Linked DNA regions of Homo sapiens: region 2 is linked to region 1. A link is a loop called in an ENCODE intact Hi-C map of the cell type or tissue named here. Cell type or tissue: heart left ventricle. All regions are shown on one strand. Each heading gives the region's core, and the rest is flanking DNA. Links, peaks and the distances in the headings are about the cores only. Region 1 overlaps CASC15 (cancer susceptibility 15). Region 2 overlaps CASC15 (cancer susceptibility 15).

Evidence for each region. Hi-C counts contacts between places; a loop is a spot of excess contacts. Peaks named below come from ENCODE experiments on the same cell type or tissue, not always from the same donor. Only the 100,000 strongest peaks of a DNase experiment are listed, where the experiment ranks them.
Region 2: it touches region 1 in a loop (1.9-fold over the local background); 5 of 110 quality-filtered maps call a loop at or near these places.

What each region holds. Positions count from the first base shown.
Region 1 is chr6:21,908,821-21,918,773 of GRCh38, forward strand. CASC15 (cancer susceptibility 15) reads left to right here. Exons shown (of 12, transcript NR_015410.2): 5 at 650-783. Among named protein-coding and RNA genes, the nearest start is that of NBAT1, 230 kb to the right of the region's middle. RefSeq lists an enhancer at 5,387-5,436. In heart left ventricle, for the core only: no CTCF peak of the experiment used is centred there; a DNase peak (open chromatin) is centred at 5,471; H3K4me3 peaks cover 294 bases.
Region 2 is chr6:21,741,272-21,751,224 of GRCh38, forward strand. All of the region lies in intron 2 of CASC15 (cancer susceptibility 15), which reads left to right. Among named protein-coding and RNA genes, the nearest start is that of CASC15, 80 kb to the left of the region's middle. RefSeq lists enhancers at 1-302, 303-1,226. In heart left ventricle, for the core only: no CTCF peak of the experiment used is centred there; no DNase peak of the experiment used is centred there.

The DNA of each region.
Region 1 (9,953 bases), core at 1,209-9,208:
GGAAGCAGGGCAGTTGTGTATTGAGTAGGAAAATCCACTCAAACTGATAACATTCAGGTAAACCTGAAAACAGTTTGCATTTTCTGGTAATTAAATTAAAAGAAGGCGGTTGACTATCAAAAGCCCTTTTTCCTCATGTAGTAAATGAGCACATAATCTTAAAAAATAAGGTAACCTCAAATATTTTTGTCTTCAGGATTAATGGTATGTTTTGATTTTTAAACACTTCTGGGTAAAGTTTGATGAGTGCTTTTATATAATTAGGTAGCATCTTAAAACATATGATTGGTTATGTTTCTGCCTTGCAGAGTTTATGAGACGAAAGTTGGCCAAACAACAGGGCTAATTTTACTAATTAAAGTCGTGCTGCCCAAGTGGGTTAACATGATATAGATGTTTGGTTTTAATAGAGCTTGGAAAGGGTACGGAGTCCTAAAATGTTCTGTTTGGAAAGCTTTGGTCTATAAAATTTGCCTTTAATACGGCTGACGACCCTTAATTAGAATGATAAACTGTACTTGCTGGTGTGATGTCTATTTGAGAAGAAGCAATACCGGTGTGCCTAAGTGTCATTGTTTTTAGTGTATTAAGATGCCTTTTTTTCTGGGCATGGCATTTCTGAGTACCTGTCTTCTCTGCTCTGTTTCAGGTGTGAATCATGGCAATACAGTGAAAGACAGTGATTTACTGCTTTTGAGGGCGTGCATGTATATGATTAACGGATGGAAGTGCAGGACTCCAAGATTTACTTCCTTCCCTTTCCAGCAGAATTACCTGAGACGAGTGAGTAATGGGATAATTTGTAATACCACAGGCCCCTTTTCAAGGGACCAGTAATCAAAACAGGAAGATGAAACTGAGAAGATTTCAACTGGAAGAATACAACTTTTGATAATTTCTGGATATACCTCTTAATTGCAAGCAGGAGAGTCTTCAGAGTTTTCCTGTGGTGGTGGTTGTTGTTGTTGTTGTTGTTGTTGTTTGAGATGGAATTTTGCTCTTATTACCTGGGCTGGAGTGCAGTGGCATGATCTTGGCTCACTGCAACCTCCGCCGCCCCACCCCCCGGGTTCAACCAATTCTCCTGCCTCAGCCTCCTGAGTAGCTGGGATTATAGGCGCCCGCCACCATACCCGGCTAATTTTTGTATTTTTACTAGAGATGGGGTTTTACCATGTTGGCCTGGCTGGTCTCGGACTCCTGACTTCAGATGATCCACCCGCCTCAGCCTCCCGAAGTGCTGGGATTACAGGCATGAGACGCCACGCCTGGCAAACATGAGCCACCACACCCGGTGGAGATTTTCATTAAAAACGTTAGTATGTCAATCCTGGTTTCATCATGCAGACACCCTGCTAAATTTTATACATCTTTCTTCCATGCTTTCTGCTCTTGATATTCTTATATCAAGACATCAGAGAAACTTCGTGGCTTATTTGTAGAACTCAGTTTCTTTTTACAAGGTTAAAGAATTATCAAGAATTGGGAGTTGGCTGGGGGCAGTGGCTCATGCCTGTAATCCCAGCGTTTTGGATGGCCAAGGCGGGTGGATCAGGAGGTCAAGAGATCGAGACCATCCTGGCCAACATGGTGAAACCCTGTCTTTGCCAAAAAGGCAAAAATTAGCTGGGCGTGGTGGCGCACACTTGTAGTACCAGCTACTCGGAAGGCTGAAGCAGGAGAATCACTTGAACCCAGGAGGCAGAGGTTGCAGTGAGCTGAGATCGCACCACCGCACTCCAGCCTGGGTGACAGAGCAAGACTCTGTCTCAAAAAAAAAAAAAAAAAAAAGAATTAGGAGTGTTGGCTGGGTGCGGTGGTGACTCACACCTGTAATCCCAGCACTCTGGGATGCTGAGGCAGGTGGATCACTTGAGCCCAGGAGTTTGAGACCAGCCTGCGCAGCATAGCGAGACCTTGTCTCTGCAAATAATACAAAAATTAGTTGGATGTGGTGACGCATGCCTGTGATTCCAGCTTCTCTGTAGGGTGAGGTGGGAGGTGGGAGGATCACTTGAGCTTGGGAGGTTGAGGCTGCAGTGAGCCGAGATTGCACTCCAGTCTGGGTGACAAAGTGGGACACTCTCAAAAAAAAAAAGAAGTGTAATGATAAATACAGCAATATTTTTAGGGTGGGGTGGAGTGTACACAAAACGACTAGCCTGTGTTCATACTTAAAAAAAGTAACAAAGAACAAGAATTTCATACTTCATAAAAGTAAAAAAAGAACAAGAATCTGAAGGCTGTATCTGACATTTAGTGTATCATCATCACTTTGGAATTGCATGCTGTTCAGAGCTTTCCTGTTGCGCCTAATGTGATGGGGTCTTCTGACTTGTCATTGTTGATAACATTAGATTCATGAAAACTGAGTAGCACCCATGATATTTTTATGTTACAAATATTAATTTCAGCTTTGACTTTGGTGGTGGCAGTAGACTTCTCATATTAGAGATTACAATAAAATGTTAATAGTTCCAAGCTCTTCCTCCTCTCCCATCATGTCAGGTGACTAAAACATTCCCACAAATAACTGATACCTTTTTAATGGGACCTTTGGGTTCATAAGAGGTAAATATTGATGACCTTGACATTTTTTCATATGTGTACAGTTCAGGAGGCACAATGTCTCCAGATAACTAAAAGCAGGTGAACAAGTAGGTAGACAGCCATGGGCTCCCACTGATCCCCGTAATTCACAGGGGCCCTGGCCTTGCTTCTGGAGCAAAAGCATAGGCAAAGGAATCTATAAGTTTAGGTCCTGTAGGTATTTCTGTAGGCAAATCTCACTGGACTGGGTGTGTTTTAGTCTGGCATTTTAATAAGATGTTTTCTAAGGCAAATATATGAGTCTCCTCCCTTACCCCTGTGAAACTAAGGACTCTAGTACTAACTACCAGGGTAATATTGTATAGTAGCTAAGTGCTTGGGAGCCGAATTCCCAGGTTTAAATCCCAGTTCTGTCACCACTAGCAATGTGACCTTAGGTAAATTATTTAACCTCTTTCAGCTTTAATTTCCTCAGCTAGAAGATGAGGATAATAATAATACTTAGGTTTTCTTTTCTTTTTTAAATAATTAAATGAGAGCTATCCAATTGTGATTAGCATGTTAGTAAAGATTTCTGAAATATTATTCATTAACCAGCTTTCAGGTATCCTGTGCTCACAGAGACTAACCTACAAAGCTGATGAGGTCTACAGCTTAAGAAAATTTTCTATTTGGAGTATACACTCAGTTACATGAAAATTGCGTATGGAAAAAGATGAGAATGTAGCACTGATTTTGCAAAACGTTTTAGAAAGTTTTATTTCGCTGCTTGTCTTAAAAGTAATTTTTCTGGTTTTATGTAATGTGTGTATTAGAAATGGGAATATTGGAATACTTACTTCATTGTATTGTCAAGCATTATTGGTAGCCCTAATTTATATATCCATTGTGCTGCAGTTTCAGTTGCAGAACTGCCATCTGCAGGGATTATTATAGCACTTGAGGGGATGGAATTACTGCACTCTGTTTTGGATACTTTTTTCACTAAGAAGTATGGGCACCATGAGATGGTACTTACCCATCTGTCTGTTGAAGCATTTGTATGTATATTACCTGAGCACTTAGGCACACCACCGAGGGGGGATTTCAAATGGAAGGGAAAAAGGAAAAATTGAAAATAAAATAACACGATGGAAATAACAGAAGCCTCTTTGCAAAGAATACCTAAACTATTCTTAAAAGCAGACTTAACAGCCAGTACAAAACCATTCACTATTGTCTTTAAGAGACGAAGCTCAATCCACAAAGTTGAAAGTGAAGTGTGAATCTGGAAGTTTTCCAGGAAAGTCAAGCATTACAGACTTCTAGGGCTCAAATTCAAGGGAGAAAAAAAAGTCCATTTTACAAAGTAACTTCTTACATTGATTGTGAGCTGTCAATGTTTGATGGGTAGATCCTGAAACATTAACTGATTAAATTCTTCAATGCTATGCGGTCATATTGGTGGCCTCCGCTGTTCTGAGCTTCTAAATTTGTGTATCGACACATGGGAATTCACTAAATGTGCAGCAGAGAGCAGAGTGGAACATTGTGGCATCAGCTTGAAATTTCCTAAAGAGAACCAGTGGAATGATGTTGAAATCAATTGAAATATTATTTATTGATTGCCTATGTTTTATAGCACCTAATAAATTGTCCAATCCCTTAAAAACACTCCATCTGCCTAATTCTCCATTTCCAGTTGCAGCAGATACAAGGATACAAAGATACTCTGTACTGGTAGAGAGGGATGATTTCAGGTTTTCTTCACAGCACCGGGCTCCCTGACAGCTATTCTTCGTGCTTGTGCACACTCACAGTTTTCAATTTCAGTTGGGACAAGAGAAGTGTTTTTCTCCCATATTCAGTTGTCTTGGTATTTTTTACCCTGACGGCCTCCCCTACCCTCCAACACATGTGCTTCCTCAGAGCTTCTTCATCCATATGCTAAGAGTGGGGTGTGGCTTCTCAGCATTTTGTGTTTCACTGCACACCTGGAAACCTATGGGCTAATGACCCTGTGAGAATTTGGGTGGTAAGGAGGCTGCAGAGATCAGCTTCCTTTTATAGATGTAGAAACTGAGGCCTGGAGAGGTGAAGAAATTCATCTGAGATCATTCAGCCAACAAATATCAGGACAGCACCTCTAACGTCAGTGCAATTTCAGCTTTTCCACTAAGGTATACTGGGAGGAGTGCAGTGGTATGTACCGGGCTGAGTCCTGGTTAAGGGGTTATAGTGGACTGACCAAGGAGTGAAAGAAAAAGAATATAGTGGCCGGGTGCAATGGTTCATGCCTGTAATCCTTGCATTTTGGGAGGCTGAGGTGGACGGATCACCTGAGGTCAAGAGTTTGAGACCAGCCTGGCTGACATGGCAAAACCCTGTCTCTACTAAGAATACAAAAATTAGTCGAGTGTGGTGGCACATGCCTGTAACCCCAGCTACGTGGGAGGCTGAGGCAGGAGAATCGCTTGAACCTGGGAGGCAGAGACTGGTGAGCCGAGATCGAGCCACTGCACTCCAGCCTGGGCAACAGAGTGACTCTGTCTCAATTAAAAAAAAAAAAAAAAAAAAAAAAAGAACACTGAATCAGGGTTTGGGTCAGGGTTTGTTTGAGGTTGTATTAGAAGCATATCTTTCGGTCAGGAAGCATGAATATTCTCTCTCTGATATAAGCGAAAAGGAAGAGATTAAAGGCATGACGAAGATCAGGTCTTTTTAAATAGGTGTTTACTTTCTATTGAAACCACGGAACAATGAATATTTATTCATCATCAGGTAATTTGGGGTAATGGAGTATAGACAATTTCTGGTTTTACCTTCTTGCCTCTTTGGGTCCGTGCTGCCTTTTGTTTTGCTTAAAATGGGCTAAAAGAGAAAGCAACTGAAACACTTTCCAGATCTGATAACTTCCGAGATCTCAAGTGAAACCTCTGGCTCGCGTCCAAGGGTGAGGTCACACAGTCTGATATTAGTTGGATTTATGTTGGTGTGTCCACCAAAATACAGAGCAGCACACTGCCATAATTCTTGACAGCCATTTATTAGGTAGGTAGGAATGGCACTTGGGTCAGTTGTATGCTGTGTATTGCCACCCAGAAGCATAGCCGATCCATGGCCATAGGCATTTCTTTTCTTTTTCAGTTGATAGTTTTAAGTTCATGTGGAAAACGTGCCTTTGGTTTTACCTGGTTTTATGCCTTTGGCCTTATCTTTGCTCACTCATACTCTTGAATTCAGATCTGTCTGGACACGTCTGGAGGTCTGGTGTTTTGGTCTCCAACAGTTTGTTTTCATGATTGTCTGAAGTACCTCTGGGAAAGTCCTCATTCTATAGGAAGACAGTTGAATTGGATAAGAAATATCTAAAGCACAAATAGACATTGCTTATGTCTGTCAACAGATGAGAACCTGAAAAAGCCAATTTTTCAAGATGGATCCCAAGTGGCTAAGTGGGCTTAGATTTAACATAGAGTCAAGCAGCCATTTGCTGACTTGAGGCCCCACACATACTCTGAGTTCCCCCAAACCCTGGAAACCCCCACATCTTTTTAACTTTGGGACGTTGAGAACTCACCTGAACCAACCAATCAAAGCTCAGCTGTATTGACCAATCAGGGCTCAGCTGTATCAACCAATCAACAGAACTCACTTGTGTCAATCAATAGGAACTAAACAAGTTTCAGATCTTTGAATTAACAGACTCGATTGGAAACTTGGGTGGGAACATTTGCTGTAAAATCCAAACCCTCTTGTTGTTCTCTGGAATGCACCTTCCTTTTACACCAAAGCGTATTTCTCCAGTTTGCAGACTGTTCACTGAAATAAAGTCTCTTTTCTCCAAATTCCTTTTCAGAGAACTTTTGTTCACATCTTATACAAAACAGTAAGTAGCTGTTAAGTATATAGATATGGATAGTGACATTTATTAGATGCTTATTGTATGCTGTGTACCAGACATTTATTAGATGCTTATTGTATGCTATGTACCATTTTAACTGCTTTACAGATCTTCGCAGCAACGCTTTGAAGCTCGTGCTCTTATGATTTCATTTTACAAACAAGAAACTGAGAAACAGAAAAGTGAATAGGAGCTTGTACAGTCTCAAAGAGCTTACAGTGGAGTTAGAAAGTTAATACTCAACTCATTCATTCAACAAGCTGAATGCCTACTAGCAATTTGAGTTTATGAAAGTTTATGTACCTCTTTAAGGCTTGCCCAAAGGAGCTCACAATCGAATAGAGGGATGTTTATGTAAACCAAAGTTGAAAAATGTGTTAATAGACAGAAAGAGGATTCCAAGGGAAGCATGCTGCCAATCACTTGGATTACTTTCCAGTCGAACAGAATCATGTTGGAAACCTAGGGAGAATGGGCTGTGTTAAAAGTGAAAGCAAAATCTCAAGATGACTGATTTACCAAAATCTGTGTGCCACATTGAGTATGTTAAGTGGCATCAGTAACTACATCAGGGACAGGGTTGGCAGTAGAAGAGAAAGTGGCTTGTGCAGCCTTGGGAAGTGACATCACTGGGAGCTCAGCAGCTAAATCAGTATCTTGGCCATTAGCACTTTTGACACTGGTTCTCACTGGCAGATACCACTGGATGGGACCGAGCAGGAGAGGAGGAAAGTGGCAGATACTATGTGATGGCTGAGAAGCAGTGTTGATGAGCTTATTAGTCATCTCCTGGCAAGTCCATGACATTTGCTTATGTTGATGGGGGGTGTGTGGGATGGGAGGAAGAGAACTGACAATTAAGGAGGCAGAAAATTCCTAGTAACATAATCTTGCACTTCAGTTTTGTATGTGTTTTGGGACATAAATTCCAGACAGTGTGAGTTAGCAGATGAGTGTTCTAGGCATATTCCTGTGCCTCAGCTCCTCTGTAGAATGGTGCTGGCAATACAGTTTGCCTCATTGGGCTCTTGTAAGCTTTAAATAGGTTATTATACATAAAGAGCTAATAGTGATGCCTGTAGCCGTTGTCTAAGTGCTAGCTCTGATGATGGTGACAAAGAAGTAATAGCAATCAGTGGTTTAGATTAAACCATTTTAGGCATAAACTGTTCTGCTAGAATCCAAGGGGAGATTTTTTCCCATCAAGGAGACATAGCTTGTTGGGAAGATAAGACATACCCAATTGCAGAAGTAATTAATTAATTCTTTTTTTTTTTTTTTTTTTTTTTTTTGCGATGGAGTTTCGCTCTTGTTGCCCAGGCTGGAGTGCAATAGCATGATCTCGGCTCACCACAACCTCTGCCTCCTGAGTTCAAGTGATTCTCCTGCCTCAGCCTCCCGAGTAGCTGAGATTACAAGCATGTGCCACTACACCTGGCTAATTTTGTATTTTTAGTAGAGACGGGTTTTCTCCATTTTGGTCAGGGTTGTCTTGAACTCCCAACCTCAGGTGATCCACCTGCCTCAGCCTCCCAAAGTGCTGGGATTACAGGTGTGAGCCACTGCGCTGGCCGAATAATTAATTCTTAACATCTAATTTCCTACCTGTGCACACTTATCCAGCCCAGGATTACCTTTTAGTACCTCTTCTTATGCATCCTCATTCTCTCTAGCCATGCCAGATGACCCCAGAGACCTAGATTAGGTTCTCTTATGTGTTCATGCATTCACATAAGCCATTGTAATCAGTCTAGAGTTCCTTTCTCCTTTGATCTGCCTGTTGAAATGGACATCCTTTCTGCAAAATCCTTCATATTACCCGCCCTAGACCCTCAGTTAATTCAGCTGTCACTGCATTGCCATGGTGCCCTGAACATGCCTTTTGGAAAATTGTTTTACCTGCGTATTTCTCTACTAGATTATGAACTCCCTGGGAGAAATTTATATATATTTTCATATTTCAGATTCGATGTAGTTGCCTTATGGAATAAATGAGTGAATATTTTTCTAACTCCATGGTAAACTGTTTTGAGACTGGATCTGTTAATTTTTCTGAGGCTGTTTTTTTTTTTTTTTGGCCTATAAAATGGGTTATTTATAAGCAGGAAGTACAGTGGTTAGAACAAAATGATAACTCACTGAATGTTGGTTATTTCTATGAACATAACTTTCAAATATTTGTATTCAGTCCAAACATTGTTTGGATTACATTAAGGTAACAAAAATGGCTACTTTTTATGTTCTGTTCTTCCTGAACTCTTAACTTCCCTGATTTATGAAAGGACTCTTCCTCCACTCCTCTCAGACATGCTTCCCTGGGGCCATTTACCTCCCACTAAAAATCAAATGAAGCTAATCTCCCTGGCTTGATATTGATTCCATCTAGTCCAGAGAGAATATGCTAATCACCTTTGCTAAGTGCTTTCTGGCTAAAGGTGTAAAAGCCTGATTCCATTTGAGGGGAAAAAATTGAAATTTCTGTCTTAAAATTTGTGATTATGGAATTTGCATTTTGAAAGGCGATAGTAGCTCAAATTTAACGAGCCATTTGTAGTGGATTGAGCATAAATTTTCATGGCTCGTTTGGATAAAAACTACACCAAGGCATAGATTTCTATGACTATAGTATTTAATTTTGTTAAATTCAATTTAATGCCTACAAAAATAGTGGAAATCCCTTTTTTCTCCTCTATCAGTGGCATGTTTTTTGTACATGTTTAAAGCTACTCATTTTCAAAAAGCAAAGACCATTTTAAAGACTGCTACTTAAGGCTGTCAGGCTGCCTCAGTTTCTTCGTCAATGAGTCTAACCTAGGCCACCTGCATACTTCCCTGGAGTGTTTAGATGAATGGCTCTGAGCTTGTAAAGTACTTTGAATTTCCTGGATGAAAGGGTCCCTGTAAGTACAGGTCTTATGAAGGTATTATAGCTGGGCTTTTAAAACTGCCGCACAGCCTGTTTTGCAAGAACACTAATGCACTTCTGGGTTTAGAGTTGTAAAAAGATGTGTGTTCAGAAGCCTCAGGCTTCGTCTTGTGCGGTTCCTGAGGCATGTGCCGCTGCTTGTTTACTTCTAGCATAGATTGTCTCCACACTACAGGGATGTACAGGTGTGCACTTGCACAGCGACCATCTGGGCTTAGGATCACCTAGGATCACATTTGGCTGCCGTGGTATTGAGGAGAAAACACAGGTTGCAAGGAGAGAGGACGGGCTGTTCCTGGCCCCATGGCCTCAACTCTTGGGATCCTCCAGGATTTCTGTAATCACGGTGGGGAAGCACGCACAAAAGTGCTCTGAAGTGGTTGAAGTGAGGGAGGGGTTCGCCCTAGGTACCGATGCTTGGATTATGAAGAACTGGGTTTGGGTTCTAGCTCTTCCAGCTCCTAGCCCTGTGCCCTCAGGCAGGTCAGCTGCCCTGAGCCTCAGTTTCTCTGATGGGCAGTCTTGCCCCTAACATTTGTGGTGCCCGGGGCTAGAATGTGAATGCAGGACCACATACTCTGTATGTAAATATTT
Region 2 (9,953 bases), core at 567-8,566, 170 kb before region 1:
TAAAAAATGGAAATAGATCCCTGTAGTCAATTTTCTATCATCTATAATTTTCTATCATCTATATGTGTGTTACCCATATGCTGGGGTGGAGTGGGGAGGGGAGAGGGAGGCGCTGTGAAATACATCTGCCTCCGATCACAAAAAGATCAAATTAACATGTGAAAAGATATTCCAAGGAGCTGTGGGAGAGAAAGGCTTTTGGCTTTCACCATCTTACCTACTGGATGGGTTTGAAAGCATAAAATAAAGCTAAACTAAATTCAGGGAAACATTGATTCACCCAAGTGAATAAACAACTTACTGCATTTGCTAATCTAATTAATCAAACTCTGCTTCTCCTTTTCCAAAGGAGATTCACAGGCAGTAAAATAAATTAAATCAACATTTTTTTTTTCCCACTTACTAAAAATAAGCTTTCTTTCCCTGGGTAAATCGGTCATTTAAATTCCCAAGGCTGCACTCCCGTAGTCCTCTGGCAGGAAGCAATTGTATGGGTATAAAATCATTTCTGTGCAGATTGCAGAGCTTGGGCTCTGAGCATCATGTCTGAGTTCTGCCACCTAAACTGATGAATAAGATCAGTTTTAACTGAAGTTATCTTTAGAAACAAATGGCCTATGGATGATGTTGATTAGCAGATAAAAAAGCCTGTTACATGGATGTTTTATGAAACTTAAAACTATATTGATGGCAGGAAACAATGATTTTGGAGGAAATCCTGGAAAATTAAGGATATTTAAAGTTTGAAAACAATTGTAATTGTGAAAGTTTAGACACGGAAGTCATAAAAAAATTTCAGTTCAGTAGTTTGCAGATCTGTTACTTAATCTTTTTAGTTAACTTTAGATCAGTAGAATAAGATTTAGTTTTAGACTGTATGTATATACATACGGCAATTTTATACATACATACATTTACGTAAATACAATATACAAGGAAAAGTGAAGGACAGAGTAAACGGAGAAGAAAATGAATTAAAAGATTATAAAGTGTTGAATGACAGGCTTTATGTAAGTAAGGCAAAAATGTAACACAGGAATATCCTAGATAACAAGTTAAGTATGAGCTAAGACTGTATCGCTAGGTTTTTCATTTTTTAAAGGCGTTATACCAGGATGTGGATTTAGGAGGCCTGCAGTTTAGAATTGAGAAAGAGCTCACTGTTTATATTAAGTTCTACTCACACTTACTGCATTTCCTTGTCTTTGTCATGAATGGGCACCCTTCCAAGGAAGAACCTAAATGGAAAAGTGCTTCCAGCTGAGTTCTTAATGCTACCACCTTCGTCATCTGTCTGGTGCCCTCACCTTGAGGATCAAAGGATCCCCAAGGATTGCCTTTCCCCGCATTTCCTTCTCGGATGGACTTATTTCCGTTCTTTTTAGTTTTGTTCACCCTAGGATATTATGCTCAAAACTAATTTACATGCTCAGCTAATCTTAATTAAAATGTAAAGGCAGATCAGGGCACGATCAAATTAAGTTCTGAATATACTTGGATAGTTGGGCATCAGTTTAATGGATTAAACAGTTCTTGGAATTGCTTCTCTTTCTTGACAGTAAGTCTTAGTTTTGCTGTCATTTCTTAATAGTCCCTTTTACTTCTACTTTCAAGCTGTGACTGAACATTCTCTTTTAACTTACAGACTCTTTTGCTATCTGGAAACCCATGTCCACCTCTGACTTCCACTCAAAATTGCTTTCCTCACAGTCTGACTGCGAGAGTTGTGAAAAATTGGGATGTGCTTCTGAGGTGGGCTGTGGAATGCCATGTAAGTTGCTACTTTTTTTTTTCTGAATGCAGTGGGTATTCATGCGCAGTAGGGATGTTGGCATATCTCTGATGTTTCCTTCTAAGGCTGGTGAATCTGGGTTGTTGCTGTTGGGGTTTGTAATGTAGTCCATGTCTATTAGTGAAGACACAGAGGGCAAAATAAGCAGTTTCTTTCTTCTTTCTTTCTTTCTTTTTTTTTTTTTTTTGAGATGGAGTTTCACTCTTGTTGCCCACCCAGGCTAGAGTGCAATGGTGCAATCTCGGCTCACCGAGATCTCCTCAGCCTCCCACGTTCAAGCGATTCTCCTGCCTCCTGCCTCAGCCTCCCGAGTAGCTGGAATTACAGGCGCACAGCACCACACCCGGCTGATTTTTGTATTTTTAGTAGAGACGAGGTTTCACCATGTTGGCCAGGCTGGTCTCAAACTCCTGACCGCAGGTGATCCGCTGCCTGCCTCAGCTTCCCAAAGTGGTGGAATTACAGGCGTGAGCCACTGAGCCCGGCCAAATATATATATTTATTATTTTTATTTTTTGAGACGGAGTCTCACTCTGTAGCCCAGGCTGAAGTGCAGTGGCGCGATCTCCTTTCACTGCAACCTCCGCCTCCCAAGTTCAAGCAATTCACCTGCCTCAGCCTCTGGAGTAGCTGGGATTACAGGCGTGTGCCACCACGCCAGGCTAATTTTTTGTATTTTTAGTAGAGATGGGGTTTTACCCTGTTAGCTGGGATGGTCACGATCACCTGACCTCGTGATCCGCCCGCCTCTGTCTCCCAAAGTGCTGGGATTACAGGCATGAGCCACTGTGCCTGGCCAGGGGCCAAATATTTTTATAATAAATCCACCATCTCTATACTGTTCTGTGGTGAAATATGCTGAAGATTAAATGAAACCTTTCAAACTTGGTTATCATGGATTTGGCTGCATAGTTGGCCAAACTAGATTGGTTCCTTTTTTTTTTTGAGACAGAGCCTCGCCCTGTCGCCCAGGATGGAGTGCAGTGACACGATCACGGCTCACTGCAACCTCCACCTCCCGGGTTCAAGCGATTCTTCTGCCTCAGCCTCCCGAGTAGCTGGAACCACAGGCGCGGGCCACCACACCCAGCTACTTTTTGTAGTTTTTAGTAGAGATGGGGTTTCACCATGTTGGCCAGGCTGATCTTGAACTCCTCGTGATCCACCCGCCCCGGCCTCCCTCCTGGCATTATAGGCGTGAGCCACCGCGCCCAGCAACTAGATTGGTTTCTAAGCATTCACTTTGTGATTTGTTTCATTATCTTTAACATTCAAATTGGGGAATGACTTAACTAGATGCAGGCAAAGACAATATCTTGCTTACTATCTTTAAGGTACTGCCACCTAGATACTAGAGATACAAAGATGAGTAAGACAAAGTATGTGTTGTTCTGAAAATGGTGGTTTATCTGTTACCATTTATAATGCTGCAGTATACTTGTTTATGTCTTCTAGATTGTGAGTTTGTTTGAGGTCAAAACCATGGCAGCCAAAAATTCCACATAGAAATTTCCACTAAATAGTTTAGAACTGAAAAGATAAACCATCCCAAAGTACTTTGCATTTGGTCAAATTTTTTAATTTTTTTAATTTTTTTTTGAGACAAGGCCTCACCCTGTCACCCAGGCTGGACTGCAGTGGCACGGTCATGGCTCATTGCAACCTCTGCCTCCTGGGCTCAAGCGATCCTCCAGCCTCAGCCTCTGAGTAGCTAACACCACAGACGTGTATCACCATGCCTGGCTAATTTTTTAGTTTTTATTTTTTGTAGAGACAGGGTCTCTCTATGTTGCCCAGGCTGGTCTTGAACTCCCAGGATCAATGGATCCTCCTGCCTTGGCCTCCCAAAATGCTGGGATTACAGGTATGAGCCACCATGCCCAGTGACATTTCCTAATAGCTATTATTGTCATCACAATTACTCCTTACTAATAATACCTAATATATAGATCTTGCACATCTCTTGGCTTATGTGAGCCTTAAAATTCCATGAGGTATGGAGGGCAGCAGATACTTCTGTATCTTATTGATTTGGGCAACCTGCCCAGATAATGCATGTAATTTTTCTAAGATTATGGATTTAGTAAGTTTTGCTTAAGTGCTCAGACACAGGTTTCCTCAGTCCAGATCCATTGTGCTGTTTGATAAGCTTTTACGGCTGGGCTATTACTTGAATACTTGAAGAACATGGGAATGTTTCTGTGTGTATAAGAAAGGATATAAAATTAGCCAGGTGTGGTGGTGTGTGCCTGTAGTCCCAGCTACTAGGGAGGCTGAGGTGGGAGCGTTGCTTGAGCCCAGGAGGTAGAGGTTGCAATGAGCTGAGATCCCACCACTGCACTCCAGCCTGAGCAATACAGTGAGACCCTATCTCAAAAAAAAAAAAAAAAAAAGCATGTAGGGGAAACATTATCAACATTATCACTATTTTTACGTGTTTGGAACCGTACCTGGTAGTTGGGGTATTGGTCTTTCTTACTCTGAAACTTCTCAGGGTAAAATTTCAAATGTGTGTTGCTTATGTCTACTTTTATTTTGGCTTAATAGAGAAATTTTCTTTTCTGACATGCAGGCCTAGAGGTGAAACATGTGTGACCATGCCCTTGTACACCGGCCTCTGCTCACCTGTTTGCCTCATTTCATTAAGTTCTCCCCCATGCCATTCACTATGCTCAAGACCAGTGGTTCATCTTTTCCACCACAGGGCCTTTGCACTGCCTGGCCCTCTGCCTACAATACCATTCCCCTTTCCCCACCTCAACACCTCAACCTTGGCTTGGTTGAGTCTTATGCATCCCTTTGGACTTAGGCTAAAGGTTGCTTGGCCAGAGAAGACTTCCCAAAGAGAATGAATATTGTGCGACAACCTCAGTAAATGTTTGAATCAGGGTCCCTAATTGTAAGCGACAGAAACGGACTCTGGTTAAGCAGAAATGGAATTTATTGAGAGGATATTGAGAAGCTTGTGGTCGCCTTGGGAAGGCTGAAGAACTAGGCACATAGCTAAACGTTTCGGAAACAGTTTCCAAAACCATGGCAAAGAACTGGCCTAAAGAGGAAACCGTCACCACCTGTGCTGCCCCCTTGAGCCCTGAATGCTGTGGTTTCTTTCTTTCTTTCTTTTTTTTTTTTTTTTTTTTAAGTTGGAGTCTTGCTCTGTCACCTAGGCTGGAGTACAGTGGCGCTATCTCGGCTCACTGCAACCTCTGCCTCCCAGGTTCAAGTGATTCTCCTGCCTCAGCCTCCGGAGTAGTTGGGATTACAGGTGCCCACCACTACGCCCAGCTAATTTTTTGTATTTTTTTTTTTTTTTTTTTTGAGACGGAGTCTCGCTCTGTCGCCCAGGCTGGAGTGCAGTGGCATGGATCTCGGCTCACTGCAAGCTCCTCCTCCCAGGTTCACACCATTCTCCTGCCTCAGCCTCCCGAGTAGCTGGGACTACAGGTGCCTGCCACCACGCCCGGCTAATTTTTTGTATTTTTAGTAGAGATGGGGTTTCACCGTGTTAGCTAGGATGGTCTCAATCTCCTGACCTCGTGATCCGCCCGCCTCGGCCTCCCAAAGTGCTGGGATTACAGGTGTGACCACCGCGCCTGGCCAATTTTTTGTGTTTTTAGTGGAGGCAGGGTTTCACCATGTTGGCCAGGCTAGTCTTGAACTCCTGACCTCAAGTGATCTGCCCTCCTCAGCCTCCCAAAGTGCTAGCATTACGGGCATGAGGCATCGCACCCGACCGGTTGCTGTGGTTTCTAATGCTGCCAGGAAATCTGCCTGCTCTGAGAAGGCAGCCTTGCAACCATCACTGGCCCCCTAAGCTGGATACCATGATTGCCATCCTTACCTGTAATAAAACCATGTCAAATCCATACCGGTATGTCGCTTCCTCCTGCAAGTTGCCCGCATGTGAATCCAAGTTGTTCAAGGGTGAATCTGATTGGTGGTACTGAAGTCACCCTAGCTGCAAAGGAGACTGGAGAACGAAGTTTTCTGAGTTCTTTAATTGGAAAGTGGGACTTATTAGCTGAAAATTATCCAGCTACATCAAGGGTGTTCAAAAGGTGCTAACCAGGGGGAAAACATGACAAATATCTTCTACACTGAGACGCAGGGTTTTAATCCACCTATGGACCAACCATACTTACCTCACAGGGTTGTTATAAGGATTAAGGTAATTTACATGAAACTGCTTATTAATAAACTGTACAGAGAGCATAAGTATAAAATAATATTATTTCTCTAGTGTAACATATCTTTGACTGAAGCATAAAATCAAGTCCTTAATAAGTTGACAAATCTCCAGCTCACTTTATATGTTTTTAAAATGGTAAGGATATTCTTCTCCCCCAAAAGCCATTTTAAATATTCAAGATAAATTGAAAAAAGAAAAAAAGTACCTCTTCTATGAACGTGCTGCCCTCATAAATTTCTATCATCTTCACGTTTATTTTGTAATGGAAATATACAAACAATGCCAAGCATAGAAATTGTAGTTTAAAACATGTGAGTGGGTTTTCAGCTACTTTTGATTTGTTTCTGATTTTAAGGCTTTGTTCTAATCTACTTTTTATACTCTGGTTTCAACATGAATACAGCCCTCTTGTTTGAAAACAGACAATGGGCTTATTCAACCCTCAAGGCCCTCTACATTTGGTGTTTCTGCCACGGCCCTTGGTGGCTTTACCACATATATTATTATCTTGTAAAAAATGTAGACGTAACAGCTGAGTTGTTAGCAGAAGTCATAGTAGTTGTGTAAAAGGGTGTTAGTGTAAATGATTGTGGCAGTTGCATTAACGCTAATGCAGTGGGAATTATTCACGTATTCACTGAATGTAATCCTGGCCTTCCGTGGTGGTAAAGTTCCTCTATAGAAGAGGAGAGGTCGACATCAATGTAATTTCAGAGGAGAAACAGCCATGTGTAGAGCTATTTTCCTATTTGACAGAAATGTTTTCCAGTATAACATCAGAATTTTGAGTTATGCTACTTAACTTTCCTTTCTTGTAAATATTGAATTAAAATAAGATATTGCTAGAAAAAGTAAAACATGACCCAGCATTGCAATGCTGAAAATTGGATTATAATTCTCAGATTGTTAGATTTCTGCCATCTTATAATTTATTCAAGAATATAGAGAATTCTAACGTAAGTGTCTTCATGCACCTTCTTACTTAAGTGATACTTCATGTTACCCTGAACTGTCCTGAATTTCCAAAAATCTCATGTTGGGTTAAGAGGAATTTCCTTTCAAGATACTCTGTCTCCTCTTCAACATCTTCTCAACCCTTTTCTCCCCACCCACACATACTCACTCATTTACACTTAACCTAAAGAGGACACTGATTTTAGGACACTGGAAATCTGGAATCCTTACACTGTGTTTTAGTAAAGGTATGAGCCTGGAACTCCTGAAGGCCTTAAAAAATAGCACTGTAGTAAATAGAGCTTAGTTGGGGTAAACAGAGCACCCCGGAAAGTAGTATATTTTGGTGATTCAAAATTTATTTCACTTCTCTGATCTGTGTAAGTATTTATGTGATCTGTAAATACTTCCCAGCCATAAAAATTCTAATTTCATCTCTCAAGATACATAGTGGGCACTTGTGCAACTGTATTCAGGGAGCTGTCTGTTGGTTGGAGAGGGAGATGAAGTAGATTGAGGTGCAAATGGCATATTTAATGCCGAAGCTGTTGCTTTAATTGGTGATGTTGAAAGTCACTTGAAACCACCCCCCTAGTCCTCAAGGGAGTTCTCAGGTTACGTGTGGGTGTACTGTGAATGCCTTTTATTTTATTGACTCACTAAATTCTTAGATTACTCTTTACCATTTGATATTGACAGACCATAAAATTCTTATGGAACCTGCTCAGTAGTGACTTATAAAGAATTATCTTGTTAATAAACTCAGCATCATTTGGAATTCAAGTTTAATTAAAATGGAAAAGTAAATGATGATGTAAAGATTTTTCCTCATTTAAACTTGTATCCTTTTATTGCCTCTCTGTCTTTTCTCTAAATTCAAAGATAGATTTTATTTGACACCCATTTTTGCAAGGTGCATTTTTACAGAATCTGTTGTAGGACTTCTTCTCATTAGCTTTTAAATTATTATTATTTTTAAATTAGAGAAGGAGTTGTGAGATAGAGTCTGAGAGAGGTAAAAATGAAAAATCTATGTTATCCAGGGATTTTAGTTTTTGGGATGCTGTTTAAAGATAATGATTGTTTATGGACTCTTTAAAGATGTTTTCTCATAAGAGTTGCCAAGTAACAGATTAGTTATCTGAGGGTGGTTTGAAAGACCTTTTGAAATTGCCTGGGTGACAATACTACCTTATGGTACTTATAAAGCTCCTTTGAAGTTGGCCTTTTATATTAGAAAACCAGAAAATATTTTTCTTTTATTAAACAGAAAACAATACATGGTTCAGAGGTTAGTATTTTTTTTTTTTAGAAAAAATTACATTGGTTATTTTTGTGATTGACTCCAATTTTTTTTTTAAATCTTTCAGCCTTTGTGGGCTACTGGATTTTTCTAAATTAAGGTTCTTAGTATAATACGTTTGGCTGCTCTTGTAAACTATAGTTACGAGGTACATACTGTTATACCTCGAAATTTGAGGCCCTCTTCTTTTTTCTCTTCTGTTTCAGACACTGTGGTACAAAACCTGCAGCCCCCAAGCTTGGTTAAGAGAATTTTGGATTGAAATAAATATTGTAGGGCATGCGGCATTCCTGCACAACCCTTGTTATACACAGTCACACTGAAAGAACAGGTTAAATGGAAGGGGCTGTCAGGGGTCAGGGCTAGAAACTCACAGAGGCAGATATTGCAGTTTGGATAAGCAGGAGTTTATGAGAGTCCTCTTCAGTCCAAGCTTATCTGAGCTCACAAAGGAGATTTACGGTCTGTTGCTCTGCAAAAGCTATTTGGGCAGGCACTTTTCTTCCCAACTAGCTTTTAAGTGCTCCTGGGGCCCTCAAGCCTATTCACTTAGGCCTCTCAGATTATGAATACATAAACCTTAATGATTTTGGAGTCCCAAAGGAAGACATATTAACTGGTACATCATCAAAACATGATGCTGCTAATAGAATGGACAAATACATCGTAGGGCATCACAAATTCACCCGTTTTCTAGTAGTGACTATAATAATAAGTTTTTGCAACCCGTAAAGAACATTTATTCTGTTCTAGCATTGATAGGATGACTGATATTGATTATAAATTTATATTCAAATAGTGGAACCAGTTGTTTGATAGACATAACCTCTGAGACCAGCAGTAATGATTTTAGTTTTTAATGGTTTGACAAAATATACAAGGCATTTGATGAATACACAAGTTGGTTATTTCAAGCATCTTGGAGCTTCAGTCTTCCCATATTCAATAGTGATGTAGACCATGCAGTCTGTTCCCCCTTTACAGGTATAATTTGTCTTTCAAAATAAAAATTGTGATTGTGATTGTTACTAACACATTGTGTCTCTTAATATTCTTTAAATACTTCAATCTTTTCAAGCAACGTTTGGCATAACCTGAATTCCACTCAAAATCCCTCAGGAGAGAATAGAAACTGTCATATGAAATTGGTTATAATAGGATTTAACCTATAGAGTTCTGATTCTTTCTTCCCTTCAATTTTTATCAAGTATTTAATTGCCCACTGGATGATTTATTTTAGAATTGGCCTACTTTTTTTTTTTTTTTTTTTTTTGGCTTCAGTGCCTGTGGGCAAATGTAAATTTGCAGCTGAATTAGCAAACCAGGGATCTCTGTGTAACTTAATAACCACAACAGGGAATCAAGTAACTGATTTCCCTCTTTTTCTAGATTGGCCATGTGTGTAAGGTGGTAGAACTAGAATTAGGAGATAAGGGGGGGTTATGAGGAAATGATTAATTTCAAATTGTTTTATTAATACAAAAAGAATGTACATTTATTGCGGAAAATACAGAAAAGTAAAAAGAAGAAAAGAAAATCCATTATTCTTCCACTCAGAGAAGTTATGTGAATGTTTTGATATCTTTTATTTCAATCTTTTACTTTTTTGAAATATTTTATGCATAAAAAGTGTACATACATTTCTGAAATAGACAGCAATAAAAGGCTGACCCATGCGTCTGCCATCCAGCATAGAACAGTCTCAATTCTGTTTT